Regions from separate parts of the Homo sapiens genome. Here all the other regions are linked to region 1. The links are chromatin loops, found by intact Hi-C in ENCODE. Cell type or tissue: IMR-90. All regions are shown on one strand. Links, peaks and the distances in the headings refer to the core of each region. The heading gives the core; the rest is flanking DNA.

Evidence for each region. Hi-C counts contacts between places; a loop is a spot of excess contacts. Peaks named below come from ENCODE experiments on the same cell type or tissue, not always from the same donor. Only the 100,000 strongest peaks of a DNase experiment are listed, where the experiment ranks them.
Region 2: it touches region 1 in a loop (5-fold over the local background); 3 of 110 quality-filtered maps call a loop at or near these places.
Region 3: a loop joins it to region 1, with 2.5 times the contacts of the local background. A loop is called at or near these places in 2 of 110 quality-filtered maps.

The regions. Positions count from the first base shown.
Region 1 is chr5:144,693,762-144,702,229 of GRCh38, forward strand. No RefSeq gene overlaps it. Among named protein-coding and RNA genes, the nearest start is that of KCTD16, 530 kb to the left of the region's middle. In IMR-90, for the core only: a CTCF peak has its summit at 4,145; a DNase peak (open chromatin) is centred at 4,390; H3K27ac peaks cover 163 bases.
Region 2 is chr5:144,809,065-144,817,532 of GRCh38, forward strand. No RefSeq gene overlaps it. Among named protein-coding and RNA genes, the nearest start is that of KCTD16, 640 kb to the left of the region's middle. In IMR-90, for the core only: no CTCF peak of the experiment used is centred there; a DNase peak (open chromatin) is centred at 3,857.
Region 3 is chr5:145,241,333-145,249,800 of GRCh38, forward strand. It overlaps a transcript of PRELID2 not described here. Among named protein-coding and RNA genes, the nearest start is that of PRELID2, 590 kb to the right of the region's middle. In IMR-90, for the core only: no CTCF peak of the experiment used is centred there; a DNase peak (open chromatin) is centred at 3,689; H3K27ac peaks cover 1,155 bases.

The sequences.
Region 1 (8,468 bases), core at 1,972-6,971:
AAGCCTCCCAGTTATTCTTTATTTTCATGTGTCTTAAATTCTAGGATACTCTGATTCCTGGAACTACACACAAAAGGTAAACAAAAAAGTACCCCCTACCTAAAAATAAACACTTACTTTATGGCCAGGGAATCAAAAAAATGGGGTATATGTGGGACACAGCTTCTTTAACTATCACAGACTGACCCGAGGCAAGACCCATAATGAATCTGCATCTCTGTAGTGGTAGCACTGGCATTGGCAGCAATGGTAGCAAAACCCCTATAGGCTTTTTAATCTTTCTGCTTTACCCAGAGGCAGTTACAATAATGGGAAATGCACAACAATGCATGGAGTATAAAAGCTCAGCCTTCTAGCTAGGGCAGAAGAAAAGTGACTGCTGAAGAAGATGGTGCTAGATAAACAATCCTTTAAATTTGTACATAAAGTTGATATGTTGTTCATTCATGTAACTGACTGTGATCAACATAGCAAATGCTATGCTAAAATATATTTTAAAATAACTAAATAATTGAACAGATGTTCCATGTATATGAATTGAAAGACAGTATTGTTAACATGTCAGCACTACCTAAAGCAATGTACAAATCAATGCAACCTCTATCAAAATTCCAATAGCTTTTTTTTGGCAAAAATGGAAAGTTGTCTCTCAAATTCAAATTCATTTGTAATTACAAGAGGCTTCAAATAGCCAAAACAATCTTGAAAAAGAAGAACAAAGTTGAAGGACTTACAATTCCTGATTTCAAAACTTATCACAAAGCTACAGTAACCAAGACAGGTACTGACACAAGGATAGACACATTGATGCATAAAATAGATTTGAGGGTCCAGAAATAAATTCATATCCTTTGGTGAACTGATTTTTGATAAAGGAGCCAAGACCATGCAATGGAGAAAGGATAATTTCTTCAACAAAAGATGTTGAGATGAAAGGATATTCACACGCAAAATAATAAACTTAGACTCCTACCTCACACCATATACAAAAATTAACTCAAAATGATTGTTATCTCATATAACAGCTAATGCCATGAAACGCTTAGAAGAAAATATAGAGGAAAATCTTCATGGCTTTGGATTTGATAATGGATTTTAAAGACATCAAAAACACAAGCAACAAGAGAAAAAATAGATAAATTTGACTACATCAAAATTAAAAAATTTGTGTATCAAAGGATTATCAAGAAAGTGAAGACAGCCTTCCAAATGAGAAAACTATTTGCACACCATACCTCTGATAGAGTTCTAGTATTTAGAATATAAAATAACTCACAATTCAACAACAAAAAGATAGACAATTCATGTAAAAAAATGAGCAAAGGAATTTAATAGGCATTTCTCCAAAGAAGATATACAAATGGTGAACAAGCACATGAAAAGATGTTCAACATCATTAGTCATCAGGGAAGTGTAAATCAAAATCACAATGAGATATCACTTCACATACATTAGAAGGACTACTATCAAAACACACAAAAATAAGTGTTGGCAAAGATACAGAGATATCAAAACACTTGTGTATTACTGGTAATAATGTAAAGTGGTTCAACCAATGTGTAAAACAGTTTGGCAGTTCCTCAAAAAGTTAAGCATAGAATTACCATACGGCTAAGGGATTCCATCCCTAGCTATATATCCAAAATAATTAAAAGAAATTACTGACATAAGTACATGTGCATGCATGTTTTTAGTAACAATATTCACCATAAATAAAAGGTAAAAAAACAGCCCAAATGTTCATCACTGGATGAATGGATAAACACATGGTGGTATATGAAAACAATGGAATTATTCAACCATAAAAAGGAATAAAGTACTGATGCATGCTGCAATAGAGATAAACTTGCAACACAGCATGCTAAATAAAAGAAGCTGAACACAAGAGGGGGACACCATCACAGATTGGTTCTGAATGGCTGAAGCCCATCTGCCCATGCCTTCCATCTGAGATGGATATATGGCTCTTTTCAGGCCAGGGATACCCAAAGATATGTTTGTTCATGGTTTATGAATAACAATTCTAACAATAAAGCTTGTTTTTACTCTCTACGTCATTGGAGCACTTTACCCTCTCTTCCTCTGGATAGTGAATATGTGGATGTGAGATCCAAAACGTATATAAGCATCTTTCTACCACAGAAAAGCCAGTCAGATGAGAAAGTGAAAAAATTGAGAAGAGAGCTGCTAAATTATTTGCAGAAAAATGAGATAGGAATCTATTCAATCTGATCCTTAATCTCTCACCTTACCTCTGGATTATCCAGCTAAATGGGTCAATGCATTTCCTTTATTATTAAAACCAGTATTAGTTTATTTCCTGCTCTTTTCAAAAAGTAAGATACCAATTGGTACAGAGAAAATCTTCTTCAGGTAGTTCTACTTTTTGTGTATACATAGGACCTACCAAACATTTAAGATCAAAAGAGGATATATAATATTTTCGAATCTATTAATAGAATTACTTAGCCTGGTAGGTACAATGTGTGAGATTAAAATGACATTTAAGAAAGACTACAAAATCACATGGTCAAAAACTAAGGCAGGTTATTGGCCTAAGTACACCTTGTGATAATTTGTTAAATTTAGTAAGATAAAATAACCTCAATTGAATGACTGACCAGGGTTACCAACTGTGTTTATGCTTGACCTTTCTATGGGGTTTATCATCAGGAGTTTTATAGATGAAGGTTCCTGGTGTTTGACCTTCCTAAATCCAACCAAATTCTCCTCACTCATCTAAGAAAAGTCTGGATATTTTGAGTGTGGTGACTGGAAGGCTAACACTAACCATGTTTGCAATATGATGTGTGCTTTTGAGAAATATTTACCTTCATATGCTCAAAGAACCACTTGCTAAACAGGATAAAATAATTTATTTATAACATACAATGTGTGTGTAATTACATATGAAATGATAACGTGAAATCAGTTGTGAGGGTCTATAGTAATGTATACACATAATAACTTTGAGGAAGCAATAACAATTATTTAGCCTGTAGTTTTTGCCAAATGTTCTTATCCCATGAGGTAATGCCTTTATCTGATTCCCCATAATTCATGTGTTGAAAACTTAGCCCCCAATGTAACTGTTTTAGGAGGATAGGAGGTGCTTAGGTCATGAGGGCTCTGCTCTCATGAGTGGATTAATGCCCCTATAAAAAAGGTGTGGAAATGAGTTCACTGTCTTCTGCCATATAGGGACACAGCATTTGTTTCCTTTTGCCCTCTAGCCTTCCACCATATGAGGATGCACAAGAAGGCCCTCACAAGATGCCAGCACCTGCAAACTTCCTAGCTCCAGAACCATTAGAAATACATTTCTATTCATCATAAGCTAGGGTCCAGTTTTGGTGGCTTATGTCTTTAATCCCAGCACTTTGAGAGGCTGAGGCAGGATTATCCCTTGAAGCCAGGAGTTTGATACAGTCTGAGCAGCATAGAGAGGCCTCATCTCTACAATATATATATATATAACGATAAAAATAAATTAACCAGGAACCTGTAGCCCTACCTACATGGAGTACCATCATCCTTTGTTCAGTCCAACAGGGATCGAGGTCAGTGACATAGGAGTTCAAGGCTGCAATGAGCTATGCTCACACTGCTGCGTTCCAGCTTGGGTATATGTTAGAGAGAGAGATATATATATAAAATCTCTCTCTATATATAATATATAATAGCTCTTGCATAATATATATCTATTTATAATATATACTCTCTATTGTAATATATAATATATATAATCTCTATGTATAATGTATAATACATATACATATAACAAATATATTATACATAGATATTTTATATATATATAATACAGTCTGTAGTATTCTGCTATATAACATATATATTATACATAGATATATATATATATATATAATACAGTCTGTAGTATTCTGCTATAGTAGCATAAAATGGACTAAAACAGACAGGTACTATAATAATAGTTGTTATATATATATATAAAAACATGGAAACAAACTTTAAGCAATTGCATCATTTGCAATACTGGGCATCTGTTGCATTTTCCTTTCTAACACTCCTCAACTCACACTTCTTTCCTTAGGATAATAACAACATTTTGATTTTCCCTGGGGGAATGAAACCAACAGCATTCTGTGTGGCTTAGGGGAAGATGGTGCCACCTGTCTTTAGCATTAGGCCTGTAACCCAGGCCTGACTTAGTCAGCATTAATACAACACAGGCTACAGTGATTGGTGTAGGGGTGGGTACATGACTAAATTCTAGGGGTACTTTCAAGCTGCCATAAACAAATGAAATACATTTTTTTCTGCTGAGACTGCTCACAGTGAAGATGATGTACACAGAAGAAAACACAAGAAACAGAGACCAATTGCTGATCACATCCTTTCAGCCCTTGGATGTAGTCATGCCCAAAGCATTTTTATCCGCAACCTCCCCTTTAACTGTGTCCACATATTTTCTTAAGCTGTTTGAATTGGACTTCTGCCTCTTTCTTGCATACAAGATTGTCCTGACTAATAGATTCACTCAAGGCAAGAAGTTAGTCAGTGAGAATTGGGATTTGAAGTGAGGTACTGTTTTCAAGTGACTATATACATCAGAAACCATACATGTCACAGCTTTCTTACCAAAGCTTCTTTGCTGAAATTTCAACCTGCAGGTCCTGAGTTAGGAAATTATCTTGCCAATTTGCATGGGCCAAGAGGAGAGCTAAATGTTAAGAAATGTGTTTAGTTTTCTATTCCCCTGGGTTGACTCTGGATTATAATTAATTGTAGCTTTGGGCTAATTTGTTGCCTAATATTCTTGTATAAAACTGTAAGTGCCATATTAGATTTAACTAGGAGAAGCAGGGGGTTGTCTTCCGGCAAGCCAGAGTTGTAGGAATGATGCAAATGAGCAGTCACATAAGAATGCCATGTTTGTCTTCCTCATTGCTGCTTTCCCTGCAGGGTAACTCTTACTAATTTAGTAATTAGTGGTAGGAAGCTTGAAAATCTGCAAGCTAATTTACACATAAGCAAACTATGTTTAAAATGACATTAACTCACTGTGTTTTGGTATGTGGCCTGACACACAGCCGTTTCATCCCCTTGGCTATATCCCCTGTGGTGCTTTGAAATGGGAAATAATATTAGGGTCTAGCTTGGAAAAAGAGACACATAAAGGGGGAGGATGTCAAGACAGAAATAGTTCTCTTTGGTGCAGCTAAAATCCTAATGGGCTATATCACTGATTGTAGAAGGTATTAACAGTCAAGCACTAAACAGTAATGATGATATTTCATCTCAACTATTGAGTGTTTCAGGCACTGCTGTAAATACTCTCTCTATATTATCACATTTACTCCTTTAAAAAGCCCAATATTATCCCCATATTATGGATAAGAAAACAGTTGTTCAAGGAGCTTAACTAACTTGTCTAAGCTCACACATTTACCAAAAGCAGGGTCAAGATTCCTATGTAGGCCTAACATTTTAATTACATAGTGTGCTGGCTACTATAATACTAGACTTATGCAGAGAAATTTTTGATACGGGATGTCATCAACATTGGCAGTATAGTCAACCCTATTATAATAAAGCTTATTATTATCTCAAATCCTATAGGCAAGCAAACATCTTCATATCAATTTTTCAAAAACTCACTTTTCTATTTGTGTTCACAGCAAAGTCCTTTAAAGAGCTTCTTTCTCCGTAGCTTCAACCCCTCTTTTCTCCTTCACCTATTCCAATAGGACTTTTGTCCTAATAATAAAAGGGCTCTTATTAAGGTTATCAATGATCTTTAACTTGTCCTCTTCCTTATCCTTCCTGTCAACTTCGTTTGACATAGCAGATCCCTTTCTTCTTAAAGCTCTTTCTTCGCTTGGCTTCCAGGTATCACTCCCTCCTCTCCTGGCTCCTTCAAGGACTTATCAATTTCCTTTGCTGACTTTTTTCTTAAGTCTTAAGCATTAAGCATTGGAGTGCCACCCTGGGCTCGATCCTTAGACCTCTTCTCCTCCTCTTTTACACTCTGTTCCTTAACACCTGTCAGCTCAGTCCTTGACACGTGTTTCAAATCCAATTATTTCTCACATCTCCTGCCACATTCCTTGCCTCAGCCACCAGCTCTCTTGCCTGGACTCTTGCTGTAGCTCCTTCACTAATATTTCCTTTTTTCTTTATTCCCCTAAGATCCATTCCCCCCATAGTCGCTAGAGTGAGCTTCTTAAGGTGCACATCAAATTGCAGGTTTTCTCATTAAGATTCTCCAATGCCTTTCCATTGCACATAGAATTCAATCCAAACTCCATTTCATGGTGAACAAGGGTTATTTTAGATTTGCACATCTTTCTCTCTCTTATATTATTTTTCATGGCTGTCGCCTTTGCTTCCTGCATTATTGCCATACTGGCCTTATTTGCTCGTCCTCAAATACTACATGTTTATTTTCAAACCATGCTCTTTTGCACAGCTAGTTCCTACATTCAAGTTCTGTGTCCTTAGGTTTTCACATAGCAGAAAGTTTGTTATCATTCAGATCTGTTCTTAAATGTCACTTCTTCAGAGACTGTCCCTGTAACCCAATTAAAGATCTTCCAGCTTTCACCTAAACTCTCTAATTTCTTACCCTGCTTGATTTTCTTTATTGCAATGCTTCTATCCAAAATTGTATACATATTTACTTGTTAATTGTCTGTTTTCTCCCCTGGAACTCTATCGTCTTCTCCTCTGTGAGAGCAAGAACTTTGCTATTCACTACAGTTTCTTCAGAGCATAGAATGATAGTAAAAATTTAAATAATTATTAAAATTAAGAAATGAATACTTTTTAATAAAAAAAATTTATATGTGTTTCATAATCAGGACTTCCTCCAATCCAGAATTCCCTGCTTATCTCATCTATTGTAGATTTCTCTCCCTTCTGAACCACGACATTTTCATCAACCTTCCTAGACTATACTTTCATTTCTTTCCTCCATTAATAGTACATATTATAGTGCAGGGATAAATGAATGATGGATGAAGCAAACATTTTATGCCATAAATAAATATTCATTAACTTCTTAAGGTAACTCAGGAGGAGGGGAGGACAAAGAAGGCAGAATAAAAGGAAATATACCCTGGGTTAAATTTGATCATTTTGTGAATTTCTCAATTTGATTTAAAGGTTTTCAGGGCTGTTAAATGTTTTTTATTAGGAAATTTGTAACATTATGTGATTACATGATAAGTAGTGAAAGATAATTCTGTTATTAACAAGGAGTGTGGCTATGGAAAGAAAGAAATTATAGGCAGGGAATACAGGTTGTAAATTATTGTCACAAAAAGAGGTCTAACCCCAGAACTAAAACATAGCTGAACAGAATGAAAATGGAAAATGAAGATTAAGTCAAGCCATCTTAGGGGTAAATTGTGCAGGACTTTGTGAATAACTGGATATGTGTACTATGAATAGAAGACATTGAAGGAAGCTCTGGGTTTCCAACCTAGAAATTTGATTCCTGTTAATCTAGACAGAAGACACATAAGAGGTTATGGAGGGGAGTCTTTTTGGTACAGAAATTCAGCCTGACTTAGTTTATATACACATAGGGGAAATTGTTTCAAGGACACTGAATTTGGTGGGCAGAATAATCGTTCTCCAAAAATGTCCCTGTCCTCATTCCCAGAACTTATGGATATATTCCCTGGCAAAAGAGACTTTGCAGATGTGATTATAGGTAAGGACCTTGACATGAGATTATCTGGGTGGGCCCAACCTAATCACATGAGTCCTTGAAAGCAAAAACCTTTCTCAGCTGAGGTTAGAAAGAAGGGTAACATTGCTAGTTTTGAGGATGGAGGAAATGGCCACTAGCCACAGAAAACATAGAGCCTCTAGAATAGAGGGAGGGATTAGATTCTTTTCTAAAGCCCACAAAAAGGAATGCAGCCCTGCAGATACCTTGATTTTTGCCCAGTGAGATCTTGTCAGATTTCCAATGTGGAGAATTTCTTTAGGAAGCCCAAATATAGGAAAGAGATTGGACCTCAAGAATAGCTACAGTCTAGACTTAAAACAGGATTATTTTTTCACACACCTCTATGAATGTGTACTTCATCCTTTTTCCTCCGGAGATGGAATTTCTCTACTTTGTCAATTGTTAACTATGAACAATGGCTGCTGACCGTTCAGCAGCCTGTGTGTTTTATCTATTAGATTAATTTCCTATTTACCTATTAGATCAATTAACCAAGGAGAGACTGCTTCTCTTTCTTGACCTTATTTCTAAAACTTTTGTACAAGAACTATAATTGCCTTTGCTTTGAGCAATCAGCTGTGGTCAGGAGGAGAGGTTATTAGAGATAACAGGACAGCACCCAAAGATGGAGATTTTTCTCCATGTGGATGGAGAAAAATTTGGGAGAGTCTGTCTCAAGAAGAAGAAGAGAAATGAGAACTGAACATAGCAGCAATGAAGTAACATGGAAGGTCACAGAGTTAATGATTGA
Region 2 (8,468 bases), core at 1,677-6,676, 120 kb after region 1:
CTACTAAAAATACAAAAAATTAGCTGGGCGCGGCAGTGCGCACCTGTATTCCCAGCTACTTGGGAGGCTGAGGCAGGAGAATTGCCTGAACCCCGGAGGCAGAGGAAGCAGCAAGCTGAAATTGCACCACTGCACTCCAGCCTGGGTGACAGAGCGAGACTCCATCTCAAAATAAATAAATAAATAAATAAAATAACAGAAGCTGGTGAGGTTGTGGAGGAAAAGAAATGCTTACACATTGTTGGTGGAAGTGTAAATTAACTCAACCGTTGTAGAAGACAGTGTGACAATACCTCAAAAACATAATGACAGAAATACCATTTGATCTAGCAATATTATTACTGGGTATATACCCAAAGGAATATTAATCATTACATTATAAGGATACATGCATGTGTATTTTTATTCCAACATTATTCACAATAGCAAAGACATAGAATCGACCGAAATGTCCATCAATGACAGACTGGATAAATAAAATGTGGTATATATAAACCATGGAATACAATACAGCCATTAAATAAAAAAAGGAGATCATATTCGTTGCAGGGACATGGACGGAGCTGGAGGCCATTATCCTTAGCAAACGAACACAGGAAATTGACAGTGGAGTGTGGGAGGGGGGAGAGGATCAGAAAAAAATAAATATTGGGTACTAGGCTTAGTAGATGGGTGACAAAATAACCTGTACAACAAAGCCCTATGACACGAGTTTACCTATATAACAAACCTGCACATGGACCTTTGAATTTAAAAAAAAAAAAGTTTAGAAAAAAATCCAAAACCTTACCCCCCCAAAAAATAGTTTCAAATATTTTCCATTACACTAGTAGTATACTGTGAATTTACTGGTGGTAGTAATTTTCTGAAAGGGCAAGGTCGGTTTCAACAGAGAAAACAAACAGTTCGCCCTTTCTTCAGAATTTTGTACATGCAACAAAAGAAAGGTACCTGAAAAAATGAAGGCGCTAGAATTTTTAAAAATAAAAAAAAATGTCTTCTTGTGGGACAGAGGTACCCTTTTTCACTAACTTTCCTACCAGACTGAGAAAATTACCAAAGAAGTTTCTAATATAGCTGGGATAAATTATTGGGCATTTTAGAGTTATGGTTATCTCAGAGCAGGTCTGTGCCCTAGGAATGAGCAGTGGAGATAGTTAATCTACTCATTTCTTGTGTGTAGATAGCATTCCAGAAGCTAATCATGCCCTCAGCTGTCACCTGTAGGAAAGAGATAGACTATATCCACTACATTTGTATTCAGCCTCCTAGGCTGTTTAAATTTTTTTTTTTAAGTTAAAGGCATTCCCTATTCTATAGAAAATTATGTTTACAGTAAAGCAGAGGATTTAATGCTGCTCATTTTCTCCTAAAGACCCCCAGAAATAGTCTTTTTGCCACCACTATGGCAATCAGTTCATGCATTTTATGAGCAAATGCAATGCTCTGGTTTTGCAGAATCAGAAAATCACAGACATTTTCTCTGATGAAACACGGACAGTGAAGACAGTGTAAGTGCAAACTCTGGATTCAGAATTCAGAACCTGGCCCCATCGGCTTACCTGCTGTGGGATCTTGGGAAAGTTCTTTAATCTTGCACTCTTTCTCTTCATCATAAAATTGGGATAATAAGAGCATCTATTTCATAGGATTGTTTTAAGGGTTAAATGAGTTTAGAAGCACTTAGAGTAGTAAATAACAAACAGTATGTTTTCTCAAAACATGAAACATTATTTTCACAAACATTCATGTCCACTATTACATAGCATTTTAACGAGTAAATATACAATCATTGACTTTGCCATTTAATATCCCTATTTTATGAATTTCCTTGTAATTAGATTAACTCCGTTTGATTTATTAGTTATATTCGCCTTGTGGTATATCAGAATTAATCAGAAACAAAGTACTCAAATTGCAAAAATAATTGTGTTTCCTTTTTTAGCTCTTTTATCTATTTTATTATATATATTCTCCTTGGTTTCTTTTCAAACACACAAACAGAAATAAAGTAATCTTAATCAAGAGAGCCCTCTAGACAGTCTATCTGAAAAATGTTCCTTTTGTCCAAAATATTAGTAAATTAATAGTGCCATGACAATAAAATATTACCATAACAGTAGTCAATGTAATATTTTCAGTGAGTCACTTTACCTTAATCTTGTAGAATAATATAAACTCCAGTTACAAAAAATCAAAATTTTCTCTCATTGAAGACAGAGAACTTGCCAAAAATATTATCTTAAAAACCATTGGTTAGACATAAGGTAATGGGGATGTGGACAAACTTCATCTACCTGAAACATTAATCTATGAACATTTGTTCTATAGGCACACCACTTTAGTAAATTATTATACAATGTTAATTTACATAAAAAGCTGTATATTTAGTAATCGTGTGTATTTCAGAATTTATTAGGTTTCCATCTTTATACTTGAGAAAAAGATTACAAGTTTTCTCCTAACAGGCCAGATATAGTAGAGTTTTAGGAAGGATGCCTCAACAGAGTTTTTGAGCTGAACACTCCTGGTGAGTCAATAAGAGTACATGTTTTGTCTGTAACCCAGTTATACAGTGAGGGCATATAAAGTGGAGGACTAGGCAAATGTCTGTAAGTTTTATAAATTTAGACAAGTAATAGGTTTTCTCAACTAAAAGATTTGTCTACAGATTACTAAAACTGTTTTTTTCAATGTTTGGATCACTTTGCCTTGTTAGTTCAGTTTACATGAGTTACATTAAATAGACTGGGATAGACTCAGCCAGATCCTATCAACCATATTAACTGGACATTGACCAGTATCAACAATTATACTGACCTCCACCACATATTTCCACTGGGTTGTGCTCTAGTAATCTAACCTAAAATAAAAATAATAAGAGCCAGACACAATACATTGTCATCTCCTTCCCCATGTATGATTTAAAAGAGAAAGAATGAGAAAATATTTAAGAATCCCACAGTTACTATAGCCAGGTATGAGGTTTAGGAGACATAAAGAATGATCCCATAAGTAGAATCTGAGGCTTTCATGCTATTTTCTCCCCCTCACAGGAAAAGATGGCACTAAAAAGATTCTATCCATTGTTCTTAAGCTATGAGTATGTTCTTAAGCTGAATCCATAAGACAGGCTGTCTCTCTCCTCATTGTGCCCAGTGGAAGGGAACATATATTGTGTGGAAATGCTGAAAGTCTCTTTGATGAGAAATTATGCCTTCTTACTCTTTCTGCTTTGTAAGCATTCATATAAATTATATATGTAAAATACCTTGTATACTGGAAATTGCTGAACGAAAGCATTGAATATATAAAGTGAAAGACCAACAAATTCTGCCCTAAGGACAGTAAAACAAAGGGTAAGAACATTCCTCTCACTTTTCTGGAAAAGTCTCTCCTTAGTCCATATAAGGAGTTAGTATCTGTGCTAAATACCCTTTTATTGACCATCCCCCCTTGCCATATGCGGGCCTAGAACTGTTTATATAATTGAAAATTCCCACCTTTAGACGGACAACTAGGAGTGATTCTGTTAACTTGCTTGGTCTGAATTTAGTAAGCGCTGGTGAAAAAATATTTTTTAATGTGGATCCCTTGGAACACTGGGGAATTGTAACTAGGTTTTACTTTTATATTGGGAGATGCCAATGTAACAGATTAAACATGTTAATTTACTTCTGAAGATACGCAAAACCATTGTTCACAACCAGTGTCATAGTCACATTATGTACTTGCTGAGGCTTGACCAGACAGAGGAGCATAAACCAAGCTCATCCAAAGACAAACTGGAAGAAGGGAATAGAATTGCTAAAAGACTTTTGAGTCATCTTCAGCAGCTTCTCCCTTGTGTTCAGCTGGAAGAAGTCCAAATCCTATTGCAATAAACTCACACATAAACATGAAACCCAAGCAGATGAGAAGATGCCTTTAATTCCTGAGAAGTTGTGCTGACAACTCACAATGATGCAATGCTTGGCAGCGAACTCTGAAGACATCTCTAAGTACTAGTTCTAGTTAGCCAAGGATCTTTGGCTATAAGCAACAGAAAGAGAGACAATGACACGTAAGCAAAACAGTTTTATTGTTTTTTCTTATGAACTCAAACTTACTATAATGACTTGGGTAGCATAAGAAATGAAACATAAAGAGGTAGGCTCAAAAAGAGTGAAATAATAGGAGGATTATATCATTTTTGAAGACATATGCTACAGGGAGTAGTTTGATTAATATACTACGTTTTGGGGCCATCGATGTTGGCATGAATTCACTGTGCTTGTTTCTGTACTTATTTCACTGAGGATTCAAAGTCTTAGAAAAGAAGAAGAGCCCAGCTAGGCTCACTTAGGTGAAATGAAAACCATTTATCCAGGGTCGGGCAAGATATCTTTTTTGGTAATCTCATCAAAACTGAAGTCAAATATTTTTGATCTTTTCAAAAGGATATCAGGGGACTTCTACTAGAACAATGGGAGTAGATAATGGAAAATAAGCCAACAAAAATCCATTATAACAACTATCTATCCAAAGTTTCCTTTGATTAATCAATGTATCTATAAGGGGTACTAAGGCTACCTAATATACTCAAATTATCCTGCAAATATTTCTTATGTATTGCTGATGGCCCAATATGCTGTTTTGCCAAATTCCTCAAACTTGGCAAGACTCAGCGCCAAACTCTGAGGACCATGCCATTTTTATTGAGGCTTGGTTTTGTCTCTGTTAGTAGAAATCCAGAGTAGACTTTACCCTAGACCATGGTCCTTAGTCCTAATGTGTGATCTGGTGTCTCACCTGGATGGCTATGGTGTTAACAAGATCTGTTTATTCGGCATGGTCCAGAACTGCATTATCTTTCAGCATTACTTTATTTGTTCTTTTATCTCTATTCTGTCCCTAACCCAATAGCAGTAACTCCCTAGTAAGCATCTAAAGTCTAGCCACTGCCAAATAATTGCTTTTAACTTCCTTCCACAGACTTCTAGATTTGTTTTCTCTGTGAAACTCCCTTCTCTTTAGTACCTTGCCCTGCAGTTTTGAGACATTTCAGCAGCCTAGAACTCTACCCTCTGCCATCTAAGCTCAGTAGGACCACCATTTTCTGCTTGTATTCCATATCTGAAACATTCTAGAAACTGTTCCTATGCAGAAAGATGGGACAAAATAGGAACTTTACGAGTTTTCTATGAGTTTTCTCAGGGATTGTTGTCATGTACTGCTTGTTGTCTGGTGTCTGAAAACAGTTACTTCACATATTTTTATTTTATTATTTTTTAAATTTTAATTTAATTTTATTCATTTTTTGAGACGGAGTCTTTCTCTGCTGCCCAGGCTGGAGTGCAATGACGTGATCTCGGCTCACTGCAACCTCTGCCTCCTGGGTTCAAGCTATTCTCCTTCCTCAGCCTCCCAAGTAGTTGGGACTACAGGTGCCTGTCACCATGCCTAGCTAATTTGTTTATTTTTTAGTAGAGACAAGGTTTCACCATGTTGGTCAGGCTGGTCTCGAACTCCTGACCTCAGGTGATTCACCTGCCTCAGCCTCCCAAAGTGCTGGGATTATAGGCGTGAGCCACCGTGCCCGGACCCAAATATTGTTAATGAGTTTTAGATATTGACAACAGAAAAGCTGGTCCAGTACCAATTATTCTATAGTGGCCAGAAACCCAGCAATATATAATAACATTGTAAGCTCCAAAACATAAATATTCCTTGCATATTTTAGTAACAATTTAGAAAATCTTGAGAATATCATATTTCTGGAGGCCATGTATAGAGAAGATTACCCTAAAAGGTAATCAAGTTAATATACAGAGGATTCAGAATACTGGTTAGCACAGGTGGACAAGGCAGGATTTCAACCTGCCTGGTCAGAAAACATAGGTAGATTTGAGTTATTGCCAAGATATTACCTTGTGAGTTGGATGGCAGTTTCATAGATGCTTACTGTATTATTAAAGTAGACAAACAAAAAAAGATAAATCAATAAAAATGGACCTTGCATCTATGATTGATAAAATTGCATTATGAACAAAACAGTATAACTTCTCCAATTCTCTTCTTGTGAAGGCATTTTTAAAAATTGCTTATAAACTGGACCACAGGAGTTGTCTTTTCTTTTTTTCCTAACAAAGGCAAAAACAAGACAAAAACTACTACATATAAGTTACTTTATGGGTAAATATGGGGCATTTTCTGAGAGATACTGAGATGCTCTCTGAGTAACGGGAAACTCTTGTATTCTTCCATAAAGCTGAGCCCTAAAAAAACCACTTTAGATGACTCAAAATATTTTCAGTTGTGCTCAGCATTCAGGGATGAAATTTTATGACTGTTTAAGAAAGGAGCACTATATAATAGCCTCAAATTAGAAATAACCCGACTTCTAATAAGTATTAAAATAGATAAATAATATGTAGTAGATTTATACAATGTAATGCTTGCAGCAATTAAAAATGAGCTACTACTAAATGGAACAACATAAGCAAATTCTGTAAACATAATATTGAGCAAAGCAACCAGCCACATAAGAACACATATTAACTATATGATTCCACGTTGTGGTGGTTAATTCTGAGGGTCAACCTGATTGGGTTGATGGATACAAAGTATTAATCCTGGGTGTGTCTGTGTGGGTGTTGCCAAAAGAGATTAACATTTGAGTCTGGCACATTTGACCAATTGGAGATGTGCTTTCTGGCCCTGAGCTCTCTTTCTATTGAGCCAACTTGTCTAGAATAAAATATATGAGTCCAAACTTTTCTTGTGCTCCAAAGTGATTTATCACAGATCAGAAACTTCAGTTTGACAAATTTTTAACTGTCAAAGTGTCTGCTTTCTCTGTAGATGACATTCCATTATACCCATGCACAACAAGTCATCTTGTCAAGAGGTTAACTGAAGTCAAATCATGACTTGCTTTAATTACTTGGCCTCTAATAGAAAAGAAAGGCCCCTTGTTAGTACATAATTTGATGTCTTACTGAGTAAAGCAAGAATGTTTTTTGGGAAGATTTAAGCCAAGATGCACTTACTCAAAGATATAATACTTGGAAATAATAAGTTAACACTAGCACAGCATCTACTACACTTTACATATCACATTAATCTGTATTTAATCAGCAGAAAAGAACCACTATACGTATTATGGAACTAAAATTAGAGCTTATGTAAATGGGGAGAGGTCTGGGCAAATGAAAATATGAGAAATCACACTTGGAGGGTTGCATAAATGGTCACTATACAGTCCAAAGCACTGCATTTGGAGAAGAAAGCCACCAGTCATGAGTACATCTGCATAGTACCAAGACCAAGGAGGCGAACTTGTAAAGAGATGTGGAAGCCTACCACTTCTGACTACCACAGCCTTCAAAAATAGTAGCTTCTGCCTCACTTTGTCTGTTGATGTCACATGACTTCCTCTCATTCGAAAATTCAAAACTGGCCTGTATGGCAAAGGGGATTCTGGAAAGTATAGTTTCTAGTCTTAATAGGAGTGATGGTTGTGATGGTTAATTTCATGTGTCAACTTGACTGAGCTAAGGGATGCCCAGATAGCTAATAAAATATTATTTCTGGGTGTGTCTCTGAGAGTGTTTCTGGAAAAAATTACCATTTAAATCAGTAGACTTAGTAGAGATCCCCCTACCAATTTGGGTGGGCATCATCTGATATATTTTTGGCCTTAACAGAACACAAAGGCAAAATGATGATTTTTTTACCCCTAATAATAATATCCCATGGAAACAAATGTCTCATTCTCATTCTCTCTCTCTCTTTCTTCCCCTCTCTGCTCTCTGCTTGAGCTGGGTCATTCATCTTCTCTTTCCCTCAGACATCAGTGTTTCTAGCTCTTGGGTCTTTGAACTTGGACTGGGACCTATATTGTTGACTTCCTGAGTTCTCAGACCACAGGTTTTCCTGGGCGTCCAGCATGCAGACAGCAAATCATAGGAGTTCTCAGTCTCCTTACTTGCATAAGACAATTTTTCATAATAAATCTATTTCCCATTGGTTCTGTATCTCTGGAGAACCTTAACTAATACAAAAAGGGTTGGTGGTGATGTTGCCATGTGGACAGCATTCATTCACCCATTCTGGTACACTGCCCTCTGTCACTTTAGCATTTTTATTTCCTTTTATTCATATTTAGGTTCTAAATAAAATGAACAATATCCTGCTTCTGCTTCATATGATGCCACTATCTCATACACAACTGTATCTTTTCCACATACAGCTGAAGACAAATTAATCTCTCCCTGAAAGAGGAAGCACTAATCTAATGGATTCTGTCCATCTTTGGAGAAACTTATTGCTCTTCCAATTGAGTTTTACTCCGGCTTTGATATTCTAATACTTAGATACTGAGATGTGGGTTGAAATGTGATTGTCACATTTACATTAGATAGTATGGGGCTGAGAGAGAGAGAAAAAATAACAAATATATGCAAACATATTAATAGCAAAGAAAA
Region 3 (8,468 bases), core at 1,677-6,676, 550 kb after region 1:
TAGAGCAGGTGGAATCACAAGATAAAAGGAGCCTGGATGTATAAATGACTATGGAAGAGAGCTCCACCACCACCAACCACATGCAACCATCATTCACCAATGAGAAATAAATGTATATCGCATTGCATTTTACATGTTTCGTTGCTCTTGTCATAGCACTCAGCCTTTCTTGACTAATAGAATTGCCTATTGTTATTCCTTTATCACATATTATCTGTTTTTTAAAAAGAGAGAATTTTATTTCAAAATATGAAGAATGGAGAGGCGTAAAAAGTTCAGGACTTGAAATCCACTGTAGAAAATCTACACCTTGATAATATATGAGTCCATGGGTCATTTATCTATCTAGAATGTATATTATCCCACATCTTTGTTTCTTTATATTCCACATTCTGGCTCCAGGCTACAGAGGTTAATTTCAATACAGCTAAATGTATTTATTCAGCTTACAGACACAGATTCCTCATATTCCCTCTTACACTGACCAGTGAACATCGTTTTCTTACATTTACTAAATCACTTAGGCCATAAATACCAAAGTACCAGCTGAGAAAATCCAGGAGGAAACATTCTTTGGGAAAAAGAGAACTATTCAAAAGAAATGCTATTGCATAAAAAAAAAAGTTCCCCATAATGGTTCTGCAGTTCTGAAATGTCTACAGGAAAGTCATACCAAACAGGAATATATTTCCCAAGTTTTCCCCTTGAAGATCCTAGACATGAAAGAAAAATGCTCAATTTGAAGCATTGTTCATTTTGCAAAAAATATTATTTGTTACCAAAGGAAGGGAAAAGTAGAAGGATACCAAAAATGATTTTATATGTGTGTGTGAATATATATATACATATATGAAATTTTATGAGCTTTCAAGCAAAAAATTTATTCAAATATAAACCATGAAACACTTTCCACATGGTTTACTTTCTAAGGTTAGAACTTCCAACTGAAACTAGCTGGAATATTTTTCAGAGTGTTTTGAGTCTCCAGGGACCATAAGACATTAAATAACACTATCAAATGAATCTTTCTAAATATAGAGTTAAATGGCTCTCCCCTTACATTTGCATCATGCTCCACAATGAGTTTTCTGTGTAGGAAGGTATTATCATTCCCATCCCACAGGAGGGGATACTGTAATTCAGAGATATTAAAGGGTCTGTCCAAGGTTATCCGGATAGTGCTACAAGGCAATCCAAGTAATCCTCCACTAAGTAATCTGCAGACTTCAGTTTTCACATATGAATTTTCTAAAAATGTTCAAAGTGACAGCTACAATCAAGTTAATCAATGTAACAGTTACAGATGTGTCTATGAGAGAAAAAGGTAACCAATAGGATGCATTTGACCTAATCCCAGCTTGCATCATAGAAAAGAACAACTAAATAACCTGTGGGCAGTAGGTTAAACCCTAATCCGATAATTCCAGTGCAAATGCCAGAAATGTAAAATGTTTATCATTCCCCACCCTAAAAGCATACTTGTTTCAGGAAACAGTAAATAAAACAAATGTCTAGGCTAATAAAGTGATTTATAGCTTTTAGTGGTATGATTTAACCACCATATGTGTTCTTGAGAGACAGCTATATAACAAATATTTATATACATATTTAAATACCATTTCCCATTTATTTTCATTATTCTATTTGAAGTATAATTCTTTAGAAAGAGAAGAGTGGCTAAGAGACCTTTTTATAAAATCACACAAATATAACAAAATTGTAAATAATTGTGCATTTAACAGAAAATTATACTTTCTTGAAAATGTATTAAGAACAGTCCAAAGAAAATACAAAGTAGGAACTCAGAGTAAGAACTAAAAGACATTTCAACCTGTTTCACTGTGTAATTTTTATGCTCAATTGAACAAACACAACAACAAAACCACAAAAGAGTTGGAAATGCCTTTCTGTCCTACATCGGTTTGCCAAATGTGCTTAGAATATTCTCTATCAGTAAGCGTGCCAGCAGAAAACAGATTTCACCCCAGAAGACTCAAATGAAGACACTTTAATAAAAGTGCTATTTATGAAGGTATAGTCAGGGTTAACAGAATGAAAAGGGAATGATAAAACTAGGTAAATCTTTCTTTTCATATTAAAAAAAAAGAAAAGGAAAAGGAGAGCAAAACATTGAAATAGTAAAGTCCATTTTATGTATTACAATTAGCACCTCAATTTTGTTTTGATGTTTTGGCAGGTAAGGTTAAAGAAGGCTATGAAAGCTATGTTTGGTTACATCATCTTTCTCAGTGTCATCATCACCATCATCATCCTCATCATTATTCTCTTAAAAATATTTCCTATTCATTGAGTGCCAAGGGCCTGGTGAAATCATATAGTATATATAGCCTTTTAAAATTGGCTTATTTCACTTGGTAATATACAATTAAGGTTTACAGAATTGCTTGAATGTCTTGCCAACAATAAATATTCAACAAAAGTTAACCATCATTACTATTATTATCAGCATTATTATTTTATAAATGTTCCATTTCCCTAGGGGATCAAAAAGAAGATCATACATTTTTCTAGAATCATGAAAGTCTTTGCTAGTTCCCTCTGTCATATTTACTTCCTCAGCAACTTTTACTTCCAAGTTTCTTGTTTGTTTGTTTATTTGTTTGTTTGTTTTTTGAGATGGAGTCAGTCTTGCTCTGTTGCCTAGGCTGGAATGCAGTGGCACAATCTCAGCTCACTGTAACATTTGCCTCCCCAGTCTCAAGCAATTCTCCTGCCTCAGGCTTTCGAGTAGCTGGGACTACAGGCACAAACTACCCTGCCCAGATAATTTTTTGTATTTTCAGTAGAGACGGGGTTTCAGTATGTTGGCCAGGCTGGTCTTGAACTCCTGACTTCAAGTGATCCACCCACCTTAGCCTCCCAAAGTGCTGGGATTATAGGCCTGAGCCACCACGGCTGGCCCCAACTTTTTTGTAACATGCATTTCACTCTTAATATACTTGCCCAGTCCTCTACTTTCCTCGAAACTGACAGCTTTTTGAGGACACAGACCACTTGTACTCCCTGTCTGCTACCCTATTCCAAGTATTTAGCAAAGTGCCTGGCGGGTGGCAGGTGCTCCTCGAACATCTACAAAGTGAAGAATGTTTGGCATGGTGGCCTGAATTGAAGGTACAAAAAGATGCAGTGACACAGCCTTGGGGGAATGAACAGGAGGGAAAGGCTGTTATGAGACCATATTCCCTGGAGTAGAATAATGGTGAAGACTCACTACAGTTTCACGGCACACAGACCCAGGGACTCAAGTATTTTCTACAGGGAGACTCTTCATTTGCATTATTCCCCAATTTCAACTCATAGTAAGTAAAATTTCTTCATAGCAGGGAAGGTCTTAAATGAATTTAGATAATATATTTAAATATGTTACTCAAATATGTAAAATTTAATATCTAACCATTAACTTTGGGAATTGCTGTTACTTACTGAAGTCCAATTCAGATCAGAGTTAATTTCACCCTAATTTTCTTTTACATGCAAAAAAATTTTGCCTATCCACAGTTCTACCTAGAATAAAATCAGCACTGCAGTATATGAGTCTTCCTCAGGATTTACTCCACATAAAAGAAAACAGAGTTGTTATTTTTAAAATTTATATTTCTTCTCTGACTCATTTCCAAAGTATTCAAAGCATCTCTTTTTGTTCCGGCACATTTTTCTCTTTATGTTATTTTTATTTTAAACTAATGGTTATGATACTTCATTGACGTCACTATAGCAAAAAGATTAAGAGAAAGCTTTCTTCTAACTAAAATATTTCTTTAACCCACTACAAAACTCTTAAAGCTAGATACTAATATGTCCTGTAATTAAGAAATGAGCTTCCCAATAGGATTTATTTTCATAGATTTAGATTCAATGCCAAGAAGCTACAGTTTAAACTGTCACAGTGCCCAATAGTAAAAACTTGCAAATCCTCAGAGACCAATTTTAAATAAATTTGTATTTCAGAAAAAAATAAAGTGCAATGAAGATATCCTTCTATTCCTTCTGTTACCCTCACTTCCACCCAAAGTAAGGCAGACACGGAAAGAGAAAGTGAGCGGGTAGAAAAGAAAGAGAAAGAGAGAGAGAGAGAGAGAGAGAGCACATTAATATCCAAAAAACATTACACTTGGTTTTGCTGTGAGAACTTTGACGTGGTTTTTCTGGCTAGGCCTGCTCCTCTGAAGTCCAAAGCAGTTACAATTCCATTCCCTAGGGTGCCTGCAGTTAACTTAAGAGTGAGAAAAAGAATGAATGACAAGGTCAGGGGTCCTGATTAGATTCTTCTCCGCTGCCCTGAAGGACTAAGGATGACTGCAGAAGGCAGGAAAAATCCTTCCTGTTGATTCAAAAGAAACGGAAGTTCAGTGGATTCAAGCAGCTCTTAAATGTAATAGTTAACAGCACAGGTTTTGGAATGAGACCCCGTATTAGTTGTGTGAATTTGGGTATTTCACATAATCTCTCTGAGCCTCATTCTCTTCAGCGTAAAATACAGAGGATGATTCTTCCTCTCACTAGACTGTGCATGTCAATGTAAAAAGCACCGTGGCACTCAACACATTTTTATTTTTGTTTTTGTTTTTTTTTAATTATACTGCCTTCAGCTAATCTTCTAAGAATCCTCTGGAAAGAGGACAGGGGAGGTCAGGAAACTCCCAAATTGTCTTAATTTGGGACACAATGAAACAGATCAACTGCACTTACAAGGACCTTGAACTGAGGAAACGAGATTTTACTTAGAATACACAAAATCGAAGTGAAGAAATTCGATTAACAACAATAAACCTGGTAAATGGGAGGATCAATGAAATTCTGTTTTATCCTAATTAATGTCACGTGTCTTTCTAAGAAAATCAGAGACAATAACCCCTACCGCCAAAAAAGATGTAATAGAGAGTATAGCTTCTGACAGCCTAGACTGCAGAAGCGTGGGGTTTAGAGGAAAGTTTTAAAATCACATTCACTATTTTGTTTATCTGATACATTTTTATTAAGTACCGGGGATATAATAGTGAATCAAAATGACATGGCCTTTGCTTCAAGGCTCTTACATTCAAATGGGGGAAGAGAGTGATAAATATGTAGTTGTACAAATAAAAAAATGTAAAGATACTGTAACCACTCTAAGATAAAAGTGTGGTATATTAATAGGTATTCTAGTTTAGATTGAGAAAGCCTCTCTGGGGAAAGGCAATTATATTCTTTCCTTCCTTCCTTCCTTCCTTCCTTGGCATGGGCTCTCCCAAGGCTAATCTTGTGATAAAAGCCTATGCATGAATAGTTTATTAAGGAGCAGGTATGAGAGACATGGTAAGAGAAAGAGAGCCAGTACAAGTTTACATTATCAAATTTGCCACTGCTCTACGAGACGGAAACTGCCTTTGCAAAAATGATAACTAAGGAAATTATGACAGTGAAAAAGATGAAACCTAACCAACTCCATCTTGCTTCTAACCTTTAATCTGTCCTTGTTCATTCCTGGGTGTAGGCCAAACTAACCTAGGGAAGAAATTTAGTGTATGGTTTGACTCTGAAACAAAATTGATAATGGCCCTTTCCGGAAAAGACCCTCTTCTTTCCTGGGGACCAGTCTGCCTTTGCAGGACTAACAAATTAGCTACAAGATGAGAAATTATGGTTTAGGGGTTATGCAGCCTCTGGCTGCAAGAGTCTGAACCTCCCAAATTGCTCCTGTGGATAATATCACTATTGTAAAACTTCAGATCAGTGCTTGAGATATTTTGCAGACTCTTCACTCAGTGAATCAGCTGACACCACACCCAGACTTATAATCTGACTCAACCAGTTCTGTGATCCCACCCAGGAACAGAAGACAGCAAGAAAACTTCACTTTGACCCCGTTTGATTCCATCTGCAACGTGACCAATCATCACTCCTCAATTCCCGAGCCCCTACTCACCAAATTATCTTTAAAAACCTGATCCCCAGATGCTGGAGACTGATTTGAGTAATAATAAAACTCCGGTCTCCCACACAGTCAACTCTGTGAATTACTCTTTTCCATGACAATTCCCCTGTTTTGACAAATTGGCTCTGTCTAGGCAGCAGGCAAGGTGAACCCACTGGGTGGTTACAAGACAAGTGGCTGCTTAGGCCACAGTGCCAGGTGAGAAGTCTTAGGAAATGCCTCTTTGAACCATCTTCTGAAAAAAGAACAGAAAAGGATTTTTCTATGGTCTTCTGTCCTACATTACTCAAAGGTTGCTCTGTATATGCTAACTTCCCCAAATCCTGGGTTGCACATACATGAGTGGCTAGTATTGAATGCCAATCAGGCATGCCCAGGCCTGCAGCAGAGAAGTCCCTGGGCAAAGCAAGAAGTATAGAGAATGGTTCCCAAACAAGGTACTGCCATTTGCACACAGATAAAGCTGTCCCCCAAACAGGAGCTAGAATTAGAAGAAAGGCCAAGAAAATCTGACATGGACCAGACAAGTGTTCTGATGTACCTCCTGTCTCTGAGACATCCTACATTCTAGTTCAGATTAGTCACTCAGTACGTTTTTATCATGTCTCTTTATTATACTGGCCTCAGCTAATCTGAGGCCAAAACTTGCTAGTGGTTCCCTGTTACCTGCCTAAAAAAGGGCCAAACACTTCAATATGAAGTCAGGGATTATCAACATTTGGAGAGTAGCTAGAGTCACAGGCGTCCCTGAAGAAAATCATAACTAATATACCTTGTGAAATATTTAAATGTGTCCAACAGTAGGGAAGTAGTTTGATAGATAATAATAAAATATAAAATAGCTATTAATAATGATACTTCAACAAAATCATAAAGGTAGAACTGCTCAGGATGTAACAGTAAGTACAAATGCAAAATTCCTATATTTTCATTCCTTCGTTCCCCCCCCTTCTTAACCCTCGTATATGTATGGGGGAAAGAGGCCCTTGGTAAAACGGAATAAAGATACAAACATGCTTATGTTGTTCTCTTTGCTTAAGTGTAGTTTTTCAAATTTTGTACCATAGGTTGGTTTTATTTTATAATTTAAAAATATTAACTTAAAATTATGATTATAAAAATGTAAAACATATTTCAATAGAATGAGAAGCCAGCTCTGAGTTGATGTCAGAAGAGAATCTGGGAGTCAAAAATATTGCTGCTCTAAGTTTATTCTTGGCCATTCTTTGTAAAATCATATAAGTTGGCCAGGTGCAGTGGCTCACACCTATAATCCCAGCACTTTGGGAGGCCAAGGCAGGCAGATCAAAAGGTCAAGAGATCGATCGAGAACATCCTGGCCAACATGGTGAAACCCCATCTCTAATAAAAATACAAAAATTAGCTGGGCATGGTGGTGCACACCTGTAGTCCCAGCTACTTGGGAGGCTGAGGCAGGAAAATCACTTGAACCCAGGGGGTGCAGGTTGCAGTGAACCGAGATCTCACCACTGTACTCCAGCCTAGCAACAGAGCGAGATTCTATCTCAAAAAAGAAAAAAATCACGTAAGTTTTTCTGCACTCTGGCATTGTCTCCTCATCTTAATCCCTAGGGAGCCAAACTCACTGAAGCAATAATCAGGTGCCAACAACTAAATTTCAGAAGGAAATGTCTCAGGGACTACAGTAAAAATTTTCAGTGCCAGCCTATTATTTGAGGCTATCACGTGTTTCACTTATATAACCTCAATAAATATTATGCTGATGTTCGTTCAGATTTAGAAGCTTTTTTCATCCTATTGCTACCAGCATATTTTCTGCACATTAATAAGCATCACATTTTATATGAAATATGACCCTCATTTTTAAACAAATTACAAAGCCACAAATTAGCTATTTGCTGAAGAATAGAGAAACTTAGAATTCTCATGTCTTTGCTTTTGCAACAAGCCCAAAAGAGATGAAGCTGATTATTTAACATGCCCCTTCCCGGCACACAAGCTCTTGTTAGTCAATAACTATTTTGCTGTCATTTTTTCTATGCTTCTGCAAATTTTAAACCTTTTCATTCATCCATTATTATTAGTTGATAAGATTAATTTGGTAGTATTTGGGCAGTCTGATCCTTATACTCAATTTTGAATATTTTGAATATATAATACTGTCCTATAATTACCTTCTAAAATCCTCAGAGGATTGGACAATGGACTGTTACATTCCCATAGTCTATTTTCCCCTTTTACCAATGAAAGCCAAAATACTTGTTTTTTTCTTTCTAGAGTTTTGTCCATTCCAAATAGAATTATATTTTTTCTTCTCTACATAAATCTAGGAATATTGCAACGGTTGCCAGGAGAAATAAATTACAGTGTTAGGCTGCAAATCTGTAGGTTTAAAGGTTCACCTTCCTTCAACATTATTTTAAAGGGAAAATACTATATTTCAGCCAGCAGAGAAGACAGGTTCTTGGTTTTATTCTCTAGTATTAAGCTCAGTTCTCTGTTTTGTAATGCCTAAAGGGATATTATGATTCTTTACAGAAAAAAGACATAA